Regions from separate parts of the Mus musculus genome. Here all the other regions are linked to region 2. A link is a loop called in an ENCODE intact Hi-C map of the cell type or tissue named here. Cell type or tissue: left cerebral cortex. All regions are shown on one strand.

Region 1 (5,000 bases), 55 kb after region 2:
GATTGTTAGTTTTTTTTTAATGTTGATCTTAGCATCCACTTTACTGAGTATGTTTATCAGGTCTAAGGGTTTTCTGATGTAGTCTCTAGACTATTAGATTTTAAATTTTAAAAGTGTGTGTGTGTGTGTGTAGAAGGACACAGGCTCCCATGTTTACAGATAACAATAGAGAAACCAGAATGGTTAAACATTCGAGCATTTTTTTCTTTAGTGGAAGGGATGTGCACATCTGTTTTCTGTCCAGAAGACTGGGAGGGACGTTGTTTACTGACCTGGTGATCTTTTACTATCTGTAGATCCAGGTCTCACCTGAATAGCCCATTCTCCCATGCACTTTGCAGAAGAGCTTCTCTATTGTGCTTATCCCAAACCCTTCCTCCTCAGACTGTTTCTCAGACCGTAGAACCCACGCTTGTGAAAGGGGTCACAGGTACTTTGTAAAGGATACATGCTTGGCAAAGGAGTTTCAATGTAGTTACTCCCTAAGCTTTCTTGTGATTGTGACAAGGAAATCTTTTTCTGTGGTCGAATTGTAGCCATTTGTTCTTTTCTGTGTCCGCCCCCATTCCTGAATAATGAATGACACAAAGGCTTATTTATTTATCAATTAATGCCTAGATCTTAAACTAGGCTTGTTCTGCAACTAGCTTGGAACTTAATTAACCCATTTATAGTATTCTGTGCCTGCCACGTGGCTGGTTATCTCTCCTCAGTTTCATACTGAAAGACCCACAACGTGAGGAATCCCCCACGTTCTGACTCAGGAGAGGCAACACCCCAAATCACTCACGAGAAACGGTCTTGATGCAAACCGCAAGTGGATTTTTATTTCAAGAGCTCTTGGGCCCACAGTCATGCACCCTGTGCATCCCACAGGGATAGAGGACCGTGGTGACCCATGTAGCTGGGAGAAGGGTATTTAAGGGAAGAAACCACAAAGAAAGGGGAAGCTGAGTAAGTACCATAAGAATGGGGGTGATGACTTATAGCTCATCTCTGGCGGAGGGGTTACAGGCTATCTTTGGCAAACATTCCTGGTCCCTTACACAATGAGTCAGGCACCTGAGTGGGTCACCCAGTGGTCATCGGCTTCTCAGGCTGCCAGGTAAGAGAACAAAGAGCTTCATGCTGGCTTTGCGTCTAGGGGTCTGGGAAACATATTGAGTTGGGGTCTTACAATACGTCCGATTTCCTTCGCATCTCGGTGGCAAATCTCATGTGCCTGACTTTCCCAGCATTCCACTCTCTCTGCCGGATGTCTCACCTTCTATTCTCTCCTTCTTTGCTCAAGGCTGTTCAGCGTTTTATTGACAGGTGATGCTCTTACACAGTGTGTAAGAGTTTATCCCTACATGTCTGTGCTTAAATATGTCAAAAATATAACTTCAGAAGTTTGAATCAGCTAAGTCGTCCTGAACCAGTTTCCTCTTGCTTCTCGCGGTTCGCTTCTCTGCTGCCAGGAGAGCTTTCATGGACTCCCACAAACAGGCTTGGTGGCCAGCGCCTTTCCCCACACTCATTTCTCATACACCTGGTTTTGCAAAACCATCAAATAAATGGCTTCGCTTTCACCACTCTAAATCTCCATCATTCCTAACTCTCCTTATGAATGAAGATTGTCATTTCTTACAATGAGCCCGTCACGTGGCCTTTGCACCTGCTGTTCCTGCCTGGATGCTGTTCCCTAAGCCCATGCAGCTGTCCCCAAAGTTCATGTTTCTGACACATGAGTCACCTCCTGAGGTTTTCCTTGATCACCACACAGGGCCCTGCCTGTCCTCTTAACAACCCTGCTGGGTGCCACAGACTCACTCATAGGATGCCGGACTTTCACAAGAGCAGGAGCCGAGCACTTCCGGTTTTCCTCTGCTGGCAAGGCCCAGAGCACTGCGCTGGCAGCTGCTCCTGGGAGAGTTCGTGAGTGCCGACAGCCGGAGTCCAGGGGCCTGAGGGAAGCACCAGCACCCAGTGCTGCTCCTAGCTTTTAGACAATTGGGTTCCTTTCCTTGCTCTACCAGTGATGGGCTCGTGGAGACTAAGGGTATAGCTGTTTCCTTCCCTGGGCCTCAGTTCCTCCATCTTTGAAAGGTTTCCTGCTTCATTCTATGCTTCCCTACGGAGGCTCCGAGTCTGCGTAGCAAGAAAACCAAAGAACTGTTTGCCTCTGGGTTTTTGGAAACCTTTTCTCCTAGGTGGGACAGACCCCCCATTTCAGCAAGCTTCAGGTCTCCTAGAGCAGACCACAGGCAAGACGAATGTCCTGTTTGTGGACATAAGGGTGTGGAGCCTGCTTTCATTTCCTTGGAAAGTTCTGGGGCCCAGCATGGAAGACTCCAGAAAAATGATCCCAGTCTGAGCCTCAGCTTTGAAACTAGAGGGGTCCTGGAAATCTTGCAGTGCGAATGCCTATATATCATGCACTGAGATACTCAGCCCAGACATAGACAGGACTTGGCTTCAGCAGAAATAGCACAAATATCTGGGGTTCAAGGTCTGAGGCCCTGTGCTTAGCATGTTGGCCTGTGCCCTAGGGTTCCATAGTGGGAACCAGCCTCTTACTTTTAATTGATATACTCACATGCTCATTACAAGGACTTTTCTAATGAAACACCATTTTATTTTATTTTAACCTTTGGAAGTGGATAGAGGCTCCTGTGCTGGGGTCTAGGTGGAAAAGTATCTGTTTTAAATTTCTTTTTCCCAGCTAGTCTGGGAAACCTTTTATCTAACACCTAGCTCTGGTGCCCCCCAGTGGCCATATTGCAAACAGCACTAGGTGAAGCTAAATTTTCTGAGCAATGGACTCAGGTTAAGTTCTTCTCTTGCTTAGGGCTTCATGTCCTCTGGGAGTGTTGGTAGGACACAGGTGCATCTCAGCAGTCCTGGGCAAGCTTGAGAGTCTGCGTTTGTAACAAGCATCCAGTCAAGCTTATGTAGGTGCTGGGGCAGAGAGCCCATCAGAGCTGGGAGGAAGGCTGCTGACGCAGGCAAGAGCAACTTTTCCGCCTCTTGTCAGAGGAAGGCCACAGCTGAGATTCCCCTAGGGCATATGCTGGGGAGGACTAACTCCAAGCTGGGGCTCCCCAATCCACACCAACACATAGCAGACTCTTTAGGGAAAAAAGTCTGGGTTGAGGCTACCACAGCCCTGAGTTACAGTGCACAGAGCTTAAGGAGTATGAGGGGCCCACTAAAAAACAGCACACGCCACTTGTTCAGAGGGCAAGAGGCTGCTTGCAAGGGCACAGAATAGGATACTCTTTTTTATTTTTTATTTGTTGTTTTTTGTTTGTTTGTTTTGTTTGGTTGGTTGGTTTTGGTTTTTTTTTGAGACAGGGCTTCTCTCTGTAGTCCTGGCTGTCCTGGCACTTACTTTGTAGACCAAGTTGGCCTTGAACTCAGAAATCTGCCTGCCTCTGCCTCCCAAGTGCTGGGATTAAAGGCGTGCGCCACCACTGCCTGGTTAGGACACTCTTCCCTTTAAATTTGATTACTTATAGACTGTGAGGGGACAATATTGAGGATGGCTGACAGCCTGTCTTAGCGTTTCTATTGCTTAGACGAGATACCATGACCACAGCAACTCTCATATTAAAAAAAAACAACAACAAACAAACCACTAACTGGGGCTGGCTTATAATTTAGAGGTTTAGTCCAGTATCATCATGGTGGGCAGCATGGTAGCATGCAGGCAGACATAGTGCTGGAGAGGAACTGAGAGTTCTACATCTGGATGGGCAAGCAGCAGGAAGAGAGTGACACTGGGCCAGGCTTGAGCACCTTACACCTCAAAGCCCACCCCCAGTGACATACTTCTTCCAACAATGTCATACCTACTTCATCAAAATAGTGTCACTTTCTACAGGTCTATGGGGGGACATTTATTTAAACCACCACACAGCATAAGCATGTAACTATGTCCTAGTTTTCTTTCCTGTTGCTGTGATAAAGAACATGACCAAAAGCAACCCTGAAAGGAAAGGGTTTAGTTCATCTTAACACTTCCAGGTCACAACCTATCACTGAGGGAAGTCAGGGCAGAACCTCAAGCAGGAACCTGGAGGCAGGAACTGAAGCAGAGACCATGAAGAAATGGTGCTTACTGGCTTGTTCCCCTTGGCTTGCTCCACTTGCTTTTGAACACAGCCCAGGGACCACTTGCCCAGGGGTGACATCACACACGGTTGACTGGGCTCTCTTCATCAATCACTAATCATGAAAATGCCCTTAGAGACTTACCTATATGCAGTTATGGAGGTGTTTTCTCAATTGAGTTTCCCTCCTCCCAGATGACCCGAGCTGGAGTCACATTGATGAAAAAAATCTAGTCAGCACAAACTGAAAGCACAGCTCTCTGAGAAATCATACTAATGTATGACATACCAAATGGCCTTTCCCCTGTCTGGTTCCATCTGTGTTTGGGTGCACCTGTGTGTGCACACATGTTGAGGATTGAGCTCGATGCTGGGAATAATTCTCTGTTGCTTTTCCAAGCCTTATTCGTGAGGCAGGGACTTTCAATCAAACTTAAAACTCTCGTAATCTTTCTAGCCAGCTTTCTCTGGGGCTCCCCGTGTCCTCTCTCCAAGACTAGAAATCCAGACAAGCTGCTACACCTGCCAACAATGTTGTGGGCTCTGAGGGTCCCAACTCAGATTCTTGCTCCTCTGTGGCAAGCATACAGCCTCTGAGCCCTTGCCCAGCCCCAATGCTTTATCCATGTGACATTGGAGTGTCAGGGTTTTCCAGATGACCTTTGAGCAAATTGACTTACAAGGCTGTTGATCTTGTCAACCTGGTGAGATCAGGACCTAATGGAGAGACACAATTCTGGGCATATCTGTGAGGCTGCTTAAGAGAAGATCAACTAGCTGGGCAATGGTGGTACTCGCCTTTAATCCCAGCACTCGGGAGGCAGAGGCAGGCAGTTCGAGGTCAGCCTGGTCTACAAAGTGAGTTACAGGACAGCCAGGGCTACACAGAGAAACCTCGTCTCGAAA
Region 2 (5,000 bases):
GTAGATCATAACTAAAATAATCCATTTATTCTAATCTACATTCTGCTACATGGCTGGCTACCTGTGCACAGGTACCACCTTCCTGAGCAAATCTCCCACCCTGCCTCTATCCCAGAATCCTCTCTGCCTTCCGATGTCCCACCTTCTATTCTACCCTTTCCTACAGGCCATAGGTTTTTAAATTGACAGGTGATGCATCCGTACAATGCACAAGCTATTTTCTCCTAAGAATCTACATGCATGGTCCACAACCCCGCCCCAGATAGAGCCCTTGTCGTCTCCAATGAGTAGGGTCTCCACTGTCCAAATTTCTGTCAGCATTCTTGTCTTCCAAGCTCCCACCAGTATAGCTTAAGCTCTGCCTACAGCATTCAAGGCTGTTCTGCCTCAAACCTCCAGACTCCTCCGTATTTCTCCTTTGAATCTGTTCTAAAGGCCTGAAAGACTAGTGGTCAGGCTTATCACAGCAGCACCCCCACTCTCTGGTACCAATTTTTTCTGAATTGTATATGTGTCATGTTTCTGTAATAAAAGCAACTTAAGGGAGAGAAGGTTAGTTTTGGCTCATGGTTCAAGGTTGCCGTCCATCATGGCAGGGAGCATGACACCAGGAACTTGAGATACGGGACTGTTTTACACCTGCACTCAGACAGCAGAGACTTGAGGGCTGCTGGTCAGCTTGCTTTCTCCTTTTTCTGCAGCTCAGGATTCAAGCTCAGAGAATGGTGCCACCCACTTTTAGGGCGTGTCTTCCAGTCTCAGCTAACCTAATGAAGATATCTCCCAGAAGCTAACCCAAGCAGCCAGTTTCTTACAAGTGTGTCATGCTGAGAGTATTAACCATTACAGTGCTTCATACACGTTTTCTATTGGAGTTAAGTCTATAATTTAGATTTTTCTGGAATTTTTTTCTCCGCCTCTAAATAGCCTGTGTAGAACCAGTCCCTACCTGCTTGCCTCCCGACCCCAGACCAGATGGAACCCTAGCCAGGAGCATGCTTGCTAAGCACTCTGACACCAACCATGCCCTCTGCTATGACATCTTATGCTTTGATGTGCTGCTACACAGGCCACTGCCTCTGTCATTGGCCATGTGTGGCTCAACCACAGTATGCATTCTTGGCTGTCATGAGGTTCCCAGGGCCAGAGCCTGTGATGTTCCTCATCAGCCATGATCGTTATTCCAGCTGCACTTGTGTAAAAAGCCTGCAGCTTTCACTAGTCCTTTGCCTCCCACTCCTCTGTTTGAAAAAGCCAGGGTGTGGCTGTCAGAGACTCCCCCAGGGCCCCGCCCACAGCATCCTTTCCTAATAAGATGACACTGCAACTTCCTTCTCACCGAATAAGAAGCACAGTGGAGTCCTGTGTGCGCTCATGCCTGCACTGAGCAGGGGAGGAGGCTGAGGGTCAAAGGAGTACAGTAGTTCCTTAGACCTGTCTGAACCAGACAGGGCTCGGGTGTACTGGCTCTCCTGTATTCCCAGCCGTGGCTTCAGCTCTCCCACAAACACTAGAAATGCAGGTTGTTGTCTGCTAGGCATTGTGGCAGGGTAACCATAGAAACAGCCATTCACGACTCCTCAAAATAGACAGTGATTTCTGCTTTTGATAGCAGAGTCTGCAAGACGTGCTAACAGCTGCTGAGCTGTTCAAGGCTAGCAAACCATTCACTCCTCAGAGTCTCCCAAGATGGAGCCATGAGCGCTCCTTTCTTGGCATTTTGCTCTTCCTCAGCCTCCTCACCATGTTGCCCTGGAGCCTCAAGAGAGCACTCTTCTCTTGGACTTAAAACAACATGTGTGCTTTGAGCAGTTGTGGGGGCTGGAGATCTACTCAGGGTGTGGCCAGGGCTAACTATGATGGAGGCTTTAGGAGCAGCTGTTGCCCTGTCCTTCCCAGCTGCTAAAGCTACCACACCTTGGCTACCACAGCCCCTAGACAGCCAGCACAAATCCCCATCCTGTCCCAAGGTTCTTCATACCAGTGTGGCGGGAAGAGGCCTCTCTGACAGTAAGCTTGGGAGTGAGGCTCAGAGCTTCCCCAGATAAGCTCTTTGTGGGCTTCAGTATAAGGGATAGTGTGGCAGAGAAGATGGAGGGCTCTGAGACTCAGAAATGGGGGCCAGAGCATGTCAGTTCTTCATGGGCCACAACTCAGGACACATTTCACTTTGTCTCTTGGGGATTGGTTGTGTGAGGCTGAGCATGGAATGAACACTCAGTGAGCATTATTGAATCCAGTTTATTAGCCCTTTTATCTCTGCTGGCCTGGGCCACTATTGGGGGCTTTATATGCCCAGAGAGGAAAGATCTGTCCAGAGCCTCTTGGGAGCTGTGGCCAACCCTCTTCTTCCAATGAGGCAATGGGCGGGGCTGTCACTCAATGGTTTCTTGTGGTTGGCTCTACTGAGATGCTTAGGTGGTAACTGACTGCTAGCACCCCCCACTTCCCCTCCCCCCAACTTCCCACAGAGCTCAGGGAGTTAATGCCAGCCCAAAGCAGTTCTAGCCACTGGGGTGTGATTAGCCACAGGTGTCCAATGCACATTCACAAAAGCAGCTCCTGGCCCGAAGACGCAGGACCCGTTAGTACCAGAACCACATCAGGGTCTGGCCTAGAAGATGCTTTCAGGCTTGTGTTCTGAACTGCCAGTAGGGGGCAGCAGAGAGTGTGCAGCAAGCGTAGCTCTGAGATCTGCTTGTGGATTCACTCTCAGTCTTGAGTTTTCTTGTGTATTCAATGGGGGTAATTAGGCTACCACCCCGAAGGTTTTATTAGGGGATTAAGTGAAGTCATTCACAGCACTTCAGTAAATAATCAATTAACACAGTTCCCACAAGGGAGCCCTTCCATGAGCTGGCTTTTCCTCTTTAGAGGGTCCTTAGAGCCCAGGGTTTTGGTAGGTGTTTAGGGAAAGGTTTGATGAATGAATGAATGAATGAATGAATGAATGAATGAATGAATGAATGAATGAATAACGGTACAGATGAATACAGCCAGCTCTGGTTCTGACTGGTCAGGACAGCCAATGACAGCTGCAGATTCTTTCTCCACAGTCTTTGAAGAGCCCGAGGACCCCAGCAACCGCTCCTTCTTTTCAGAGATCATCTCCTCGGTGTCCGACGTGAAGTTCAGCCACAGTGGGCGCTACATGCTCACGAGGGATTACCTCACGGTCAAGGTCTGGGACCTGAACATGGAGGCGAGGCCCATAGAGACCTACCAGGTGTGTATAGAATTCTGGCATCCTCAGGGCCCTCTGCATGGTGTGAGATCTCCCAGGATGCCCCCTCCTCCTTCCTTGTACTGACAACCCACAGGGCTGCCTAGCCACAGGGGCTTTCTGTGGTTGCAGTGTAGATGAAACTGCAGAGAGCCTTTGGGGTAGCTGAGGGGCCTCTGCCTGGGGCTGTCATCTGCATCTAGAGCCCCAGCTTCTGGGGATGGAGGGGAGGAAGGAATAAAGGTCTGTAGTCAGGCCTGAAGTTGGGGTGCAGATGTAACCCCCAGCATCCACAGCCTTACCGGTAAGTAGGTAAGCATGACCCCCGTCATAAACCTCTGTGTGTGAATTGTATTCAGTGGTAGCGTGGAAGATGTTTCTAGATCTTCGGGGTGGTTTTTTTGGAGCCAGTGTTCAGGGTGGACCCCTGAGCACTTCTGGGGAAACTTTATTCATCCTCCCGCCAGACCTCTTGGTGGAGCACAAAGACAAAGCTGGTTTGCTATTAAAATATCAGATGTGCAGCGCAGCTTGTAGGTGTTTGGCGAGGGGGCAGGGCAGGGCTTTTGGGAGACAGCTGCATCTGTGCTGAACCCTAAAGGTGGTCTAGAATTTGGATTGGCAGAAACAGGTTCCGCCATGCCACAAGACACCCCAGCCCTACCCACAGGGCTGTGTCTGTGTGTCAACACACACGTGCCTATCACCTATTCTGTCCTGCTCCAGCAAAGAAGGCGCCGACTACCGGTTCTGCAGACAGGGACACTGGGAAGCTGGAGAGTGACAGAAGAGTCTGAGCTCAGTGGTGGCAGTCCCAAAGCTCACCGCTGCTTGCTGCCCTGCCCTGCTCTGCCCAAACCTGAGGTGTTGTGTCCAGGAGGCAAAGCTTCAGGATGGAGCTCCTACAAGTCCCGTGCTCCCAGCACATCTCCTTGCTGACCTGACGACCCCTCTGTTAGCAGTGGGCAGGGCCTGTGGCTCGCCACTTCTCCAGGTTCTAGCCTGTATATTCTGAGCAGAGACAGACCCTCTTGTGTTCCTCTGAATTGAGGCAGGAAACAACCTCCAAGCTGTGAGGTGACTGGGTCTCTGCTTTCCCAGGGCCCTGGGCTCATCACAACACTGTGGTCATTATTTTAGGGAGGGGTGAGTGTGAAGCCTCTGGGCTTCTCAAAGCCTGTGAGGCCTCAGTGGAATGGCAGCATAACTATTTGGGGAGGGGGATCAAGAGTTGGGACTTTCTGTAAGATTTCTGTAAGCTGTCCTAAGGTATCCTAAAGATTCCAAAATAACAATAATAATGACTACAACTGCCCGTGTCTTTGGGGGTTGACTTTGTGTCCCAGAAATTGTTTGTAGTGAGACTGTGCTTAGCCATCTTGCAGTACTTGGCAGGCGAGAGCTGTTTCCTGCCATCAAAAGGACTCTTGAGGGGCGGGAGAGAAAGCACCATGGTTAAGAGCACTGGCTGCTCTTCCAGAGGACCCAGGTTCAATTCCCAGCACCCACCTGCAGCTCACTGCTGTCTGTAACTCCAGCTCCAGCGGGTTTGACACCTTTACACAGATACACATAGAGGCAAAACACCAGTGCACATAAAATAAAAGTAAATAATTTTAAAAGGAGGAGCCTTTGAGTAGGCTTACAGGAGTGGGATGATCCCAAGACATTATCATCATCCTCAGCCCATGGTTCCTGAAGATACTGGTCCCTAGCCATGGAGCATCCTCAGGGCAGGCCCAGCAAGCCTGTTCTTCCTCTGCAGCTGAAGCGTTTC
Region 3 (5,000 bases), 160 kb after region 2:
GAGGGTCACAGGGCCAGCCACAGGCCCAGAGACTGTGTGACACAGCTGTGTGTTGGCTGTCTCAAGGCTACATACATTGTGGCACAGTAATGTGACCCAGATATGGTAATTTATTCATGGAACACTTACTAATGAAATTCTGTGTTTGGACCTTGGGTTATGTGCATCCAAAATTTAAAAAAAAAAAAAAAAACATAGATACTCAGGCCTTCTGAGGGATTTGAAGGACACTCAGCCTCATTTTATGCCTCCTAACTGTGTGTTACGGGATCTCAGGCGCTTTGTTGAGAGGTGTGGAATGGAGTCCTTTTTGTAACATGTGACTGCTGTCTCCCAGAGGCTGTCTGGGTGTGCCATCAGGAGAGAGCAGAGCTGGGTGGGGAGACTTAGAGGTCCCCGGGGAGGCTTAGAAGAAGCTGTGGTTTGAATGTCAGCCCCCCTGGCCACCTGTCTGAGATGGATCTCTGCTCCTTCCTGAACTGGCACCTGGCAGCTTCGTCTTCTGACAGAGATGGTTAGAGAAGTGCTTCTGGGTAAGAAAAACTGCGAAGGTATGACAGCAGATGGCCAAAGACGTACTCCCTGGTGGAGTCAGAGTGGCAGCAGGGGGTGGTGGGGACAACCCTTATCTGGCCCAGAACACCTAATCTGGCCCAGTTGGCACAAGGTAGGCTGATGGCGTCAAGCATTCCACTGTTTAAAGGGAAGCATAAGCCTTCACCTCAGAGTGGTGGAGAACGCCTGTGTCCCCAGCACTGGACAAGAGGAAATGGGAAGATGAGAGTTCAAAACTAGCCCTCTGGCTAATTGGTGAGTTTGAGGCTGGCCTGGGCTATATGAGGCTCTGCGTCAATAAGCCAAGAGATGAGAGAGGGGCAGATCCTTACATGTTATTTCCCTAGGACTGGCTGAACAAAAATGGGTCCCTTGGAATGACAGGAAGTTAGTGTCTTATAATTTGTGAGACCAGAAGCCTGGCCTCAAGGTGCTGGTGAGGCCAGGTCTCTTCCCTCAGGCGTCTCGTCCGGAGGGCCCCCTTTTCCATTTCCTCCAGCTCTGGGGTGTTCCAGTGATAGTGGCCGTTCCTTGCACTACTCCAGTCCACTGCTGGGTCACACTGTCATCTTTAGGGACACCGGATGTACTGGGTTCAGAGCCTATAGTGCCTCAGTATGAGGCGCTTCTTCAGGACCTCTTGCATAGTTATCTTTGCATTGACCAAATAAATAAATACATACATACATACATACATACATACATACATTCTGCAGCAGCACAGTCAGGAAGGACTTCAGCATATCTTTTGAGGGGACACAATTTAGTCATAATACCTTTATATAAAACCCAAGGATTTTTAATGTGGATGTAAATGTCAGAATGCAGAGCGTGTAAAATGTGTCTCTGAGCCATCTCTGCCCCGCCCCGCCCCCTCCCCGGGTAGCCAGTCTGAGTTCAGTCTGTGAGTCTGAGCTCATGGTTGCTTGGATTAATTAGTGGTCACCCCACTATCTCAATTCATCCTCAGAGCCACCCTGGCTCTTCCAGTTACGGGAGACAGAGATGTAGAGATGAGGATGAGCCAGTGGGCAGATGGGGTCGAGCCTCGGACTCACTGTCTCCAGCAGGCTGAGCTGAGTCAGGGGCAGGTCTTTGTGTGCTGATCTTAGATGCTCAGAAGGCTGTGTATGATGCTGCACGCCTTTAATCCCAGCACTCTGGTGGCAGAGGGAGGTAGTTTGAGACCAAGTTGGTCTCCACGTATAACAAGTTTCAAGCCACCTCAGTCAGGGCTTCCTAGTAAGACCTTCTCCAAAACAAAACAAAACAAAACAACAAACAACCTCAAAACTAACCAACCAAACAGGAAAAAAACCCGGACAAGTAGGAGGTCCAGCATAGCTGTTTGCATTCACAGACCTATTGACACCCACCTTAAAAAAGCTGGGGAATAGCAAGTGATGTCCCCATGGCTTGTCCCCAGGGTGGGCCAGAGTCTGTCCTACATTCACCTGGCACTTAGAATGTTTACTGCCACGTAATCTGCTGAATGTGTGGGCCATACACTTGTTCAGCGCTGCAGGCTTGCTCACTCCCTCCTGTGGTTAGGAGGATCGCTGCAGTACCCCCACACGATAGCCTTCAGCTGATTCCAGTAACTGTGTTTAGTGACTGTACAATTATTTGCCTGCCCTTTCCCCTTCTGGGGAGGGGGGAGTGGCATTTTGCTCTGGTGGTAAATGTCACTGAAGTAAAGTCACTTTGAGCAGAAAGTCTGGCTGGTTCTGGCTGGTACCATCTCCGTGGTTGCAACATGGGCCTGATGGGGAGAAAGCGCCCCCTGCTGCCAGAAGAAGGTTGTGACATCTGCAAACAGTGCTTGTGAGACAGGAGTTAAACTACTGAGGGTAGGTAGATGGTTGGTTCACACTGCACATGTGTGGCATGAAACAATCCATAATTAAAGGTTACCAAGAAACCTGTTGTGAGGTAAGATTACTTCAAGCCTACGTGGCCTGTGAAGCCTTAGTCCCAAACCCTAGTTTTGAAACTTAAAATGTTCTCAGTATCAAATAAAAAAAAATTCAGGTTTTGGATTCTGGATTAGTGATACTTAACTGATAAAGTCTATTTAAAAAGAATCCTGCCACTCAGAAAAACTCAGCAGTTGTAAGTACTTGTGCTTCCAATCGTCCCAGATAGGGGCACTCGGCCTGTCTTCCACTGGTCCTGATCTCTGAATCTGCTGATTGGGAGAGACATTAACAGCACAGCACGCCAGCAGTGGGGGAGGGGGGTGCGTGGGGGGGGGTGCATCTGTCTCCAAAGAGTGCCTGGCACCGAGCAGGGGGCTGACTGACTAGGTGCACAGCCTCTCCCGAGAAGTACGTTTGCAGGACATTGCCTACCTCAGAGACGCAGGGGTGTGTGCGTACGTTAGTGCCAACCCTAGAAGGTCGGGTGTGGGAAAGCTGTACGGATTCTGTTTTCTTAAAGGTAGGATTGCTTATAGCCCAAGTTGGCCTTGACCTCCATGTGTAGTTGAGGCTCCTCCGGCCCCACTTCCTGAGTGGTGGGGTTCCTGGCGTGCTCCACCAAGCCCTGTTTTATGTAGTGTTGGAGGCTGATCCAAGGCCTTTGTGCCTGCTAGGTTAGCCCTTCAGCAGTTGATCTGCATCCCCAGCCCATGGGAAGTGGCTTCCCTCTTACTGTTTCCTGGGCCACCAGCATCTCTTTTTCTCCAGATTCGTGTAGGCTGGCTTTCATCCCAGGATCCTGCTTTTTAGCCCAGCCCTGTGCAGACCGGGTGGACAGGCGGCTTTGCAGCTTTGGGCTTGAGCATGATTGTACTCTTCCGTGCCCCATTGGTGCCCTTCAGGCCTGGTGCATCCTGGTCTCCTCCCACGGCTGAAGTACTGATGGTTTCTTTGTCTTTCCCTATAAGTGCCCCTCCCCCCTTTTACTCTGTATGGTGTATATCCTAGGACCATGTCAGGTCTCCAGCTTCACAGACCATTTGAATGAATTCATTGACACTTACAAAACTTTTCAGAAGCCTCCCAGATCCATCCCTGCTCTTGACTCCTGACACCTAGACCCTAGGGAAGCCTCTAGACTCTGAGGACTCTTGTATTAGTTAACTCTCGTTACCATGGAGACCAGGTGTCTGCCAGAAACAACTTTAGGGAGGAAGGGCTTGGGTAGGCTTACAGCCTCTGACGGCACTGTCAATCATGCTGAGTTCGTTGATTCTGGGTCCCTCCTGAGCCAACACATCATGGGAGCAGGAGCACGTGGCACGAGCTGCTCATGTGCTGCACAGGAAGCAGAGGAAAGGCATACAGGAAGGGATCAGGGCAGATACAGTCCCAGAGACACTCCCTCAGTGACCCGCTTCCTCCAGCCAGGCCCCACCTCCAAGTTTCTACCACCTCTCCACCACTACTCAAAACCTGAAGCCATCTGATGGCTGTAGTCTGATAGTCTCTGGAGGTACACATGACTCTTTTTTTCCTGGGTGTTTATATCAGTCCATTCAGGTGGACAGTAAGATTGACCATCATACACCCTGATGCACAGGTAATGGAGACAGGGCAGTGTCCCCAGTGGTGGTCCTCATATTTAAGTGGTCTCCACAGTCCTAAGGACTTAGTGTCACTCTGGGCTTCCCAGGAGCGCCTTCTCCCACCATGGGATTCCCTCTGGGGCAAGACTATGCTGACTCTCTGTGCCTCCTGCTAGTTTAGGCCAGGCTAACATCAGTTCCTAGTGAGAGGTACAGGGGAAACCCTAGTTGATTTCTTGGGCCCTGTCCTGGAGTCTAGGGACCTTTCTCTGCAGGGGTCTGGCAGCAAGGAGGCCTCAATATGGGACAATGAACCGGACTGCAGGCTGTCAGTAGCTGCTATTCCATAGCCATGTGAATTGAACTCTAGCAGAGCTCTGAGCACATGGGTGATGGGGATCTTGGGTGTAGCTGAGAGACTGAGGCCTGGAATGTTGAGCAGTCAGCCCCAGCACAAACTCTGAGGCCTGAGACAAGGGCATAAGCTCCTAGAACCTGCTTCCTGGTTCTCAAAACGAAATCACATTCAGACCAGGAGATCATACTGGAGACCTGGTTCTGTGGCTGACCATAGTTGGTAATCAAGAAATGATTGTGCCTCCTTCCTCCCCTCTTTGTCTTAGAACCTTAGCCTTGCTGCATGTTCTAGTTTGCTTTCTATTGCTGTAGTAAACGCCATGACTATGGGAGGAAGGACCTTGATTCAGTTTACGGGTTACAGTCCGTCATCGAGGGTGGTCAGCACAGAAACTGGAGGCAGGAATCTGAGCAGAAACTGAAGCAGAGACCAGAGGGGGCTTTTAGCTACTGGCCTTCTCTCTGGCTTATGCTCAGCTAGCCTTCTACAACACAGGACCTGCTCAAGGGTGGCAGTGCCCAGAGTAGGCTGGGCCCCTCCCACATTAGTCACCACGAGAGTTCTTCACAGACGTGGCTA
Region 4 (5,000 bases), 100 kb before region 2:
CAACAGTGCAGGCCCCCTCCAGCCTGACTGAATGCTACCCATAACACTTTGTCACTTCCTTCTAGAGGTGTCCCTGAGCAATGCAACCTGCATGTCACCCTGCTGTGGTTAAACAGTGTCACCCCCAAATGGTGCTGCACCGCCTCACTCCTAACACCCACAAGTGAGTCATACTTTAGGCTTAAGATCTTTGTAGACGTGGTCAGGTATTTCCAGCCTTTATGCTACTTTTTGAGACAAGGTCTCACTAAGTTGTCTAGTCAAGCCTTGAACTTTCGATCCTCCTGCCTCTTGAAACAGTTGAGATTGTAGGCCTGGCCCACCATGATGGCTGGTAAATGTGTCTGTTTTTCTTTAGTAAAGATTGATTTTAATCTCTTATTTATGTGTCTGTGTGTCATATGAGTATATACCACAGGTATGCAGTGTTAAGGCCTTGATAGAATATTAAGGCCTAGGTAAAATGTTACCTGGCTAGCCTGCCATTATAAGGACACTTTCTCACATGTTTCTGCAGTTACTAGGAAACTTCCTAATGCCAAGTTGATTACATATTCTGTTATGCTTTGTGCCCTTGGAAACTGATCAAGATAGCAATCCCACAGTAAGCTTGAACCTGAACCAACCACCCAGCAGCACTTCCTGCATCTGTGTATAAGCTTTTAGCATATTTGCTTTTATAAGTTGCCCCTGGGAGCTTATAAACATACGAGATATAAGAAACTATTTAAAATAAGACTTCCATTTTGAGTAATGGTTGAGTAAAGTTTAAGTTCCCAAGACCTCCTTGGGAACTGACATCCTACTTGGCAGAAAGAGGCATGTATGTGAGTAACTGACATCCTGGTTGTCAAGTTAAAACATGGATATTAGACAAGGCGTGTCCCCTGCCACAGTTGAATACCCCAACCATTGGGAGCAGGATAAGTGTACAACAAAGACACGTTCCTAAGGAAATCCCCCTACTCCTAAATCCTGATTGGTGGAAAAACTTGGCACAGATGTTTATAGATCTTAGGCTTGAAAAGCTCTGTATGATCTTAACTCGGGGTCACGGTTCAGTTCTTGAATCTGGACTGTGGCTCTGGTAGGTCAGTCTTGGGGCGTATGCCCAACAAACTGGCCTTGTCTGACTGAGATTGGTGAGGGTTTAGGTTTATGAGGTGGTTCCTGGACCCCAACATGCAGTTAGTTCCTGAATAGGCCAGAAGAAAGCGCCACTGTGCTTGGAACTGGTATTCCATGCAAGTGGTTGTGAGTTGCCTGCTGTGGGTGCTGGGAACTGAACTCCAGTCTTTGGCAAAAAAACAGCAAGTGCTCTTAACTGCTGAGTTCTCTCTCCAGCCTGCAATAAATACTGCTTTAATTAGATAAAATACCAAACCTTCCACTTGGTTCATTCAGCAGATGAAATTAAACCTCTTACCATCATAGGTTCAGAGAATCGAGAAGATTAATTGCAGGATATTTTCCACCTGCTACTTAGATAGATAGGACAAGAATAATTCCGTTATAACAGGCTTTGCATTTCCTGAAAAGACAGAAAAGAAATGTGAAAAGCAGGAAAAGGAGGGTTTTCCTTACATAAAGTAAACCCAGGGCTTGTTCATGTGGCTGCTTTTATATTTCTAAGCTGCCTGGTCTGAGAGGCCTGTTTTCCACACCCCATCTGTATTTGAATATTTTTAGCATGTCTCAGAACCAGTGTTGATTTAATTTACTGTCACCAGGGATTTGTGAAATATTTTCCTTAGTTGTTTTTTTTTTAACCAAGGCAATTCATTCCAGAGGCTAGTGGGTGGTACCTTCAGGGAGGGGGCTTCCTATATGGGACATGACCCCAAGTCAAAGTAGGAAGAAAGGGGTTGGAATGCCCTCCTGGCCTTCCTACCTGCCCTAACATCCACTCCAGGGCTCCCAAGGGGTACTCTGTATTCCTCTTGTCTGAAGCTGCATCACAGACAGAATGCAGCTGGGAACCCTGGTATGGCAGGATTCCCTGAGAAGTGGGTTCTGTCTGGTCCACCCTCAGGTCTGACCTCTCTTTATGTTCATGCATGAAAGACATATCCTTTTCAGCCTTCAGGAAGGGTGTTAGCGTTCTGTCTAAGCTCTGCCCCACAGGCAACAGCCAGGTATGCCTGACTCAGTATAAAAGGAGCTGCTTGTCCCCTGCTCTCTCTCTCTTGCTCTCACTCCATCCTCTAGTCCCTTTCCCTCTCTCCCTATTCCCCCCCTCTTCACGTGCTCATGGCCAGCCTCTACTCTTCTACTCTCTCTTTCTCTCTGCCTTTCTCTGTCTTTACTACCCTCTCAACTCCCCTCCCCATGCCCTGAATAAACTCTATTCTATACTATATCATACTGTGGCTGGTCCCTCAGGGGGAAGGTATACCTCAGCGTGGGCCCACAGAGGCACCCCCTCACCCCACACCTGACTGCACATCCATCAAACATATTCCTTCTCTTTTATAAAACACAACAAAGAAAGTGCCTATCTGGGTCTAGCCGCCTGGATCTAGCTGCTCTACTCAGCTTCTCTGTTGAGGCCAGTAGCCAGCCTACTTGCAGATACAGACTCATCTCTCAAGAGATGGCCCTCTGTTCACTCCCTCCCCTTCCCCCCTTCCAGGCTTCAGGCCTGTGATAGCTGGTTTTTAATTGTTCAAGTTGCCATAGCCTAGAATCACCAGGAAAGAGACTCTCAATGAATTGTCTAGATCTGGTTGGCTGGTGGGCATGTCTGTGATGGATTGTCTTGATTGTTAACAGTTATGGGAAGACCCAGCCCACTGGGGGTGGCACCATTCCCTTAACTTGGTGATCTAGACTATGTAAGAGAGGAGGAAACTAGCTGTTCAAAAACAAGCAAGAGAGTATTCATTTCTCTCTGCTCTGGACTGTGGGTGTGAGGTGCCTAGCTGACGTTCCTGCCTTGACAAGTTCCTGCCCAACAAGGAACTGCAACTTGAAACTGTGAGCTAAATAAACCCTTCCTTCCCTAACTTTATTTTTGGAGGGTGGTGGTGATGGGCATGGTGTTTTTATCATAGGGACAGAGACGAAAGTAGGACAGGTTCTTCTGTGCCTCAGTTTAGAGCCCACATAACCTTTTCTAAGTCTTAACAATGGCTCTTCACAGGTAAAACCACAGACTCCTAGCCACCCGTTATTCTTCATAGCTAGTATGGTGGTTTGAATGAGAATGGCCTTCAAAGGAGCATATATATTTCAGTTGGCAGAAATGTTTTGGAAGGATTAGGAGGCGTGGCCTTGTTGGAGGAAGTATGTCATTTTGGGTGAGGTTTCAAAAGCCCACACCAGACTGAGTCTCTGTCTGTCTGTCTGTCTGTGCCTCCTGCTTGGATCAGGTGTAAGCTCGCTCTCAGTTGCTGCTCCAGTGCTGTGCCTGCCTACTGCCGTGACGGTCATGGACTCACCCTCTGACACTGTAGGCAAGCCACGAAATACTTTCATTTATAAGGTGCCTTGGTCATGGAGTCTCTTCTCAGCCATAGCTGTACAATATAAAACAATGAGACAGTCCCCAGCCATGAGGTGCCTCGACTCCCCAGGGAGGACACTGCTTGGTTTACCCTTGAGCATCTGTGTCTTCAGTAGCAGCCCTTGAATAAATTCACTGTGCCCGTTTCCTAGGCCCACCCTCTTAGCATTCTTGATTCTGAATTTCTCTGTTCATCAGGAGATTGCTGGTCCACTTTGTGCCAGTCCCTGTGCTGAGTTCTGGAGCCTCAAACACTCATCTTTACAGCCACCAGTCATGGCTTGATGAGGTCTGGATCCCGCGTGTCTTCCACTCTAGAGCCCAACATCTCCCAAGGCTCAGGTGCATCAAGAGGCCAAAGCACTGACCAGCGCATGACTCTTCAGTGTCCCATACCACCAGGGCCTTGACTCTCCCACTCTAGAGTAGGCCAGCTTTCCTCCCGGGGATGATCACAGCATTTCGTCTCCACTGTGGATCTGTAGTATGTAGGCCAGTGCCAGCAATATCTGGGAAGGGACACATGACCGAGTGTCACAGGGTTAATGGCAGGAGCACACATGTGCCCTAAGTGCTCAGGGGTAGGAGCTCTTGATTCCTAAGCCAAACCCGAGGACAGGGCTGGATCACTCTTGGCAGGGGTGGGGTCTTTGTAAGCCTTGGTAGAGGAAGAGATGAGACTTGGCCACGCTGGTGTTCCTGATACAGATGGGGCTCATGTGCTTGTGTACCTCTTGCCCATCCACTGTGTCACTTTCAGAGAAGCTCCCAGGCCCCATGGTAATTACTTTCTCTGTTCCCAGGACCAGCCAATTACATTTTATGGCAGCCCCTGGGCAGACAAGGCACAGAGGCCCAAGCCCAGCATTCTGGGCCCTGTGCAAAAAGAGGCGCAGAGTCTGAGCGTTTGTCAGAAAATAGCATCTGGACCGCTGAATAATTTATAGCTCACTATCCCAGCTTTAAAAAGCCTCCTTCGCAACGACTATTCCTCCTCCAGAGTTGCATAGACAAGTCCTGCTCATCTGGGAGCAGCAGGGAAGAGCACTGCCGTCTTCTCTATTGACGTCTGCCCCCAACACGCAGGGATGTGCGTGCGTGCCTGTGGTTGACTGTGGTTAATGTGGCCATTTTGCCAGCATCAGCTTTTGTCACCATTAAACCCAGCTCCCCCAGGGCCCCGCAGAATTAGAGATGATTTCCTAAATTAGAGCAATTTATCCTGTGTCTGGGATTCTGAAACTTTCACCCTGGGGTGTCCTGAGAATGTGTGCTGTGCAGGCCCTTAGGCTATTTGTCATTGGTGGGCGGGCGCAGAGGCTTGCTTCCAGCACACCTTTTCAGAGGCTGAAACACACCTCGTCTTAGCTGGAGTTTCTACAGCTGTGATGAGACACCACAACCATGCCCAACTTGAGGGGAGAAAGGGCTTCGTGTGCTCACAGCTCCATATCATAGTCCACCATTAAAGGAAGTCAGAGCAGGATTCAAAAAG
Region 5 (5,000 bases), 79 kb before region 2:
CTAGCTCTATCTCCCCTCCTGTCAGAGGGGCCAGTTACAGAAGAGAGGACATATCAAGTCTAATTGATTTATGATTGCCCACTGGGGACATATAACCTTTGTGCACATTGGTCACCTTGGATCACTATGACAAAATGCCATAGATTGGGTCCCTCAAGCAACAGAAATGTATATTTCTCACAGCTGGAGGGCATAGTCCAAGATCAAGTCCAAGATGGAAATTCTGTGAAGAGCGCTTTCTTCTTGGTTTGGAGGTAGCCTATGTCTCTCACCTAGTGCCCTGAGACCTAAAAGGCCATAGGTGAGAGGAGCTAAGCAAACTCTTCTGTCTTTTCTTGTAAAGCTACTATCCACATCACAGATCCTAACCCCTCCTGGAGGCCTGCCTCTGGGAACCAGGCCTCAGGATTAGGGACACAGCCTGGCCCTCTGGATGTCAGAAGGAACACAGGAAACACTCATTGATCAGTGACACACACACACACACACTGGACAGTTTCTTAGGAGGAGCCACTGGAGAGTTGTGGCAGTGACCGAGGAGGGAGGAAGAGAGGGCATCCGTGTGGATTCTCCTAGCATGGGCCATGTGGAGGCTGGAGCTCAAGGGGATGTGGAATGGAGGTTACTCTTAAATGTGGAGATGGAGGCTCAGATGGACCTTGGCAGGCACATCTCTAGCTTAGTGTCAGCTGTCTCTTCATCATCATGACCCATTGAAGCAAGGTCTGCCCTGCTATGGGGACATGTTTGCCCAGTAGGGGCACAGTGGCATTCATGGTGAAATGCAGGAAGGCAGAAGTCTGTGGAGAGAGTATGCGGGGCTCATGCTTCTTCCAGGGGCAGCGATGGACATGCACAGGAGTAAAAGAGAGGCAATGGGTTCCGTGCTGAGGGCTACAGGTGTTCGGTCAGACTGAGAGTCAGGGAGTGTTGTAGTGGACCATCCTTCAAGCTAAGCTCGCCCACCATCAGGAGGCCAGCTTGGCCTGCTCGCTCTCAAAGCATCATCCCTCCAGGGCTGCTTGACTGATGACTTTCCTCCTGGAATGAAGGGTGGGAGAGTTCTAGGACCCTCCCCCGTGTATCCAACTGCCACTCCCAATTGGCTATATTCAATTCTACTCCAGTTTTGTATGGCTTAAAGGGAAGGGGGCTTCTCAGGGAAAGGCTAGAGTATATAGGTAAGGTAGGACTAAGGAATGGGTCTCCACCATCTCTGCTGGGTGCAGACCTTCCAGTGTGGTTGCTTTAAGGTCATCCATACCCCTCACTCGTTGCTCGACGAGCAAGCCTAATACATGCAATGGTTCTCGGGTGAACGTTGGTGGACTCCAGCTTTTTGTCATTGGGTCCTTGTGGGGTAGGATGGGAATGTTGCCTAATCCCCCCAGGGCAAAAATTCTCCCAGCACTGAGCCAGTGCTGGTGAGCCCTGAGGAAAATAGGATATTGCAGGTGCAGAAGGGCTGATGACAGCTTGCAATCCATGGGATCTGGGATCCTCAGCACAGCTCAGAGCCACGACTGCGGCATTCGGTCACGGCAGGCTGTCTTCTGTGTGGTCCAGGGCATTCAGGCAAGTAAAGGTAGCCAGACAGACAAGAGCATGGATGTGGGTATCCCTTCAAGACCAGGGATGGGACACAGGGAGGGTGCTGCTCATCAGATAGTAAGAGGAGGAGAGGCTGCAGAGGGGCATGCTGGGTAAGGATGTGAGGTGGGTAAGCAGAGCAGGTGTTAGGAAGGGAGAACGTGCCAGGGCAGGGGGAGACCATGTAGTTGCCATTCACCTTCCCTTGGGGAGTGAGCTTGTTTGGGTGTTTTGTCCCTGAATCTAAACCCAGGTAGGGAAGTAGGTAATGGTGGCCTGCTCCGTGATAGAGAAGTCCAGGCTGGGGCAAGCTCCAGATCTCAGGGGGTTTAGCCTTCCTCTGCTCCCTCCCCAGACTCCCTGCAGGACTCTGGGGTTACTTGCTACTCCTTGCAGTCCTCAGTAGGCCTTTCTGTGGAATCAGCCCTAGCTCTGGAAGCCCTCATTCTCCAGCAGGAAACCAGAGTCCCTTTAACCCACCCTCTCCCTTCCAACATCCTCTGGACTGTACTGGGGAGGTGCCTGGGGCCCCCAAGGCTAGCTCTGAAGTGGGAGCAGCCTCGGTACCCCCTCTCCCCAAGCTGTGCCTAACGCCTTGAATTCTGGGCTACTCTCCCTGCTTACCTCATTGCCTAGCCTCTCCCAAAGGAGGCTGAAGCTGCACTCCTGTCGCTGCAGAACGTTCTGAGAACCCAGGAAGGTGGAGGATCAACACTCCCAAGGCCCATGCTCCAAACTCCTCAAGGTAGGAGTCAGTAGAAGGGGGTGGCTGCTTGGTTAAAGAGGTGAGCACACCCCGCTCCCGCTGCAGCTGCCCCGCCTCCCTCTGCCTGGCTCATGTGGGATGCTGGAAGTACCTGGATGAGTATGGGAGGAAGGGAGGAAAAGGGGGAGGAACAGAAGAAGGAAGCAAGGAGATATGTACTGAAAAGGAAGAAAAGGGAGGGGGAGCAAGGAAGTACTGAAAGGTGAGGGAGGGAAGGAAGAGGAAAAGGGAGAGGAAGAAAGGAGAACTAGAAGGGAGGAAGATGAGAGGCAGGGAGGAAGCCCTTCCTTGGCAGAGAGGCTCTAAGGAGCAAACACAGCCAAACAGCCTCTGTGCTCCCATACAGGTGCCTGAATAGAAACGTGGACAGGACAGAGGGTAACTCACCCCCAGACGAATTATCCAGCTCTGCCTTATGGGGTGCTGACCTTCTGTCCCCAAAGGCGTTCTGGGTGGGGCGCCCTCCCTCTGCCCCCGCAATTGTCAGAAAAACCCCGTCTTTTCCTTAATAAAGGGCCGCGATATCCTCGCGCTCCCGACACCCCTAAGTCTCTCCTCCAACCGCCTTGTCCCTTATTGCAACACCTGGCCACCAAGGTGGCCTCAACTCTAGATAGGTGTCCCTGGTTCCGGAGGTGACCGCTGTGGCGGGGCTCGGCTCATCAGCTCCACCTGCGCGGTGGCTGCACGGCCGGGGGCGGAGAGGCGTGCAGCGGAGGGAGGGGCCTGCGACACGGCCCCGCCACGGCGCAGCCCGGCTCAGCGCCGCGCGCGTCCCCTCGCCGCCGCCACCGCCAGGCGCCCGGACGCAGCGCGAACGGAGCGGCCGGGATGCGCGCCCGAGCCCCGGCCCGCCCCACGCTGCGGCCGCCGCCTGCCCGCCTTACGCTCGCCTGAGCGCGGCGCCCGCCCGCCCATCCCCGACCACCCGACCGCGATGCCCGCCCTCCCGGGCCCCGGCGGCCCGAGACCCTGCTAGGCTGCGGCGGCATGGCCCGCGCGCCCGGCGCGACCTCTGTGGATTGCATCGGTGTGCGGCGGCGGGGCATGCCCAGGGCACCGGGCGCGGCCTTCAATGGGCGAGGACACGGACACGCGGAAAATTAACCACAGCTTCCTGCGGGACCACAGCTATGTGACAGAAGGTAACGTACGTGTTGTCTGAGACCCCCTCCGGCCGGCCGCGGCGTGGGGATGCCGTCGCACCGAATGCCCTCCGAAGGTTTGGACCGCGCGCTGTGTGTCGTGTCCCCCCCCACCCCCACCCCGACCCCGGGCCGGGAGGGAGGGAACCCGGGGGCTTCGGCCGCTGCCCAGCGCCCTCCTCCGTGCTGCCCTCGGGACCGCATCTGTCCTTCCCCCGCCGGGTGGCATTGGATCGGGCCCTGACTATCATTTACAAAGCCCAAGGCTGCAGCAGATCTGGCGTGGAAATCTCCAGGACCTGGAAAGGCTTAAAAATCCTTCATTTGCCCTTTCAGCGGGGCCAAAGCTCGCAGAAATTTCTAGATTGCCCACTCCCTGGAGAGGGACCCAGGAGGGAAAAATTCCATTGCCAGATCCTCTAGGGTTCAGCTGCCCTGGCACCTCCCTGGCCTCCTGAGGCAGTTCCCCTGCGTGGGAGGGGGAAGGAGGCTCGTAGGAGCTACTGTTTTATTCCTAGGTAGTGCTACTCAGACAGGAGCTGGGCCAGACCTTCATGGTTTTCCGGAAAAGTGGGGCATCCTACCTCAAACAGGTTCTGCGTTTAAAACCCCCTAAGTTGGCCCTGTGCGTCAGCCCCCACCAAAGGCTGGTGGGATTCAGAGGATCAGTGTCCTTTGCTAATGTGACGGTAACTTCCGGAGTCCCCAGGCCCTGACTGGCCACAGGAACGGTGGGGACAGCTCCAGAGCTCAGCCAGGGGCCGCAGAAGTGAATAGGCTGCAGTGAGGGAGTACCAGACCTAGCCACAGTAGCCCGCCTGCACACGGGTGCTGGTGAGCTTCCCGGGCAGCGTAGGCGCCTCTTTCCCGGGGCTGTGGGCCTAGTTGGGAGGGTGTCCATGGTTTAAGCAGGTGGCTGACCCGGTGGGAGGGGCCCTGGCGCTGAGTCCCGGGGGCTGGCGCGCGTGGGTGCCTGCTCCAAGGATCCTGCGTGGGCATGGCCTCCCCAGTGCCGAGCTCCGCCGGAAATGAGGCGGGCGCGGCGACTCCCGGCGGGCGCGCGGACCCCGGAGGCAGAGGCTAGGTGTGCGACCCGGGCGTGCGGATGCTGATGCTGAGAGCTGGGCTCCGCGCGCCGAGGAGAACCGCTGAGTCACGCGTTGCCGCGGGGTGTGCGGGGAGAGGGGGCAGGGCTGCCAGGCCCGGACTGGGTGGCGGCGCTGCCCTAACGGGGCTTTGGGAGGCTCCTGGCGCAGAACTCAGCCCTTTGTCGCCCGCTAGGTGATGCGGAGGAGGGTCGCGCTTCGTGAAGATGATTATCTGCTCACAGCCTGCCTAACCGAGAAAGCAGCCTGCGTGGCTGGTCCGCAGATGGGCTTCTTGGCAGGGAGTCGTGTGCAGGGCTAGTGTTGCTCTGGCTTTCCTGGGGAAAGCCTCAGTTTCCTCATCTGCACACTGGGAACGATCCAGCGGGCCTCAGAGCTTTTGTGTACCAATCA

What was found. Peaks named below come from ENCODE experiments on the same cell type or tissue, not always from the same donor. Only the 100,000 strongest peaks of a DNase experiment are listed, where the experiment ranks them.
Region 1: it touches region 2 in a loop (5-fold over the local background); 26 of 42 quality-filtered maps call a loop at or near these places.
Region 3: it touches region 2 in a loop (4-fold over the local background); 29 of 42 quality-filtered maps call a loop at or near these places.
Region 4: a loop joins it to region 2, with 3 times the contacts of the local background. A loop is called at or near these places in 9 of 42 quality-filtered maps.
Region 5: it touches region 2 in a loop (6-fold over the local background); 2 of 42 quality-filtered maps call a loop at or near these places.

Annotation. Positions count from the first base shown.
Region 1 is chr5:36,999,416-37,004,415 of GRCm38, forward strand. No RefSeq gene overlaps it. Among named protein-coding and RNA genes, the nearest start is that of Wfs1, 13 kb to the left of the region's middle. In left cerebral cortex, a CTCF peak has its summit at 2,752 (motif pointing left); a DNase peak (open chromatin) is centred at 2,760.
Region 2 is chr5:36,944,012-36,949,011 of GRCm38, forward strand. Ppp2r2c (protein phosphatase 2, regulatory subunit B, gamma) reads left to right here. Exons shown (of 9, transcript NM_172994.3): 7 at 3,057-3,226. Gm52813 (a long non-coding RNA gene) reads left to right here. Exons shown (of 2, transcript XR_003955899.1): 2 at 1-865. Among named protein-coding and RNA genes, the nearest start is that of Gm52813, 6.2 kb to the left of the region's middle. In left cerebral cortex, CTCF peaks have their summits at 469 and 2,658 (motif pointing right); DNase peaks (open chromatin) are centred at 695, 1,594, 2,425 and 2,649; H3K27ac peaks cover 2,662 bases.
Region 3 is chr5:37,107,355-37,112,354 of GRCm38, forward strand. All of the region lies in intron 7 of Jakmip1 (janus kinase and microtubule interacting protein 1), which reads left to right. Among named protein-coding and RNA genes, the nearest start is that of Jakmip1, 25 kb to the left of the region's middle. In left cerebral cortex, a CTCF peak has its summit at 2,321 (motif pointing left); DNase peaks (open chromatin) are centred at 360, 1,650 and 2,326; H3K27ac peaks cover 737 bases.
Region 4 is chr5:36,840,226-36,845,225 of GRCm38, forward strand. No RefSeq gene overlaps it. Among named protein-coding and RNA genes, the nearest start is that of Man2b2, 12 kb to the left of the region's middle. In left cerebral cortex, no CTCF peak of the experiment used is centred here; DNase peaks (open chromatin) are centred at 1,663, 2,925 and 4,487; H3K27ac peaks cover 3,061 bases.
Region 5 is chr5:36,865,390-36,870,389 of GRCm38, forward strand. It overlaps Ppp2r2c (protein phosphatase 2, regulatory subunit B, gamma), which reads left to right and starts at 3,121. Exons shown (of 9, transcript NM_172994.3): 1 at 3,121-3,501. The coding sequence starts at 3,432. Gm52812 (a long non-coding RNA gene) reads right to left here and starts at 2,464. Exons shown (of 2, transcript XR_003955898.1): 1 at 2,215-2,464; 2 at 1-1,041. In left cerebral cortex, no CTCF peak of the experiment used is centred here; DNase peaks (open chromatin) are centred at 2,359, 3,079, 3,476, 4,044 and 2 more places; H3K4me3 peaks cover 3,088 bases; H3K27ac peaks cover 2,823 bases.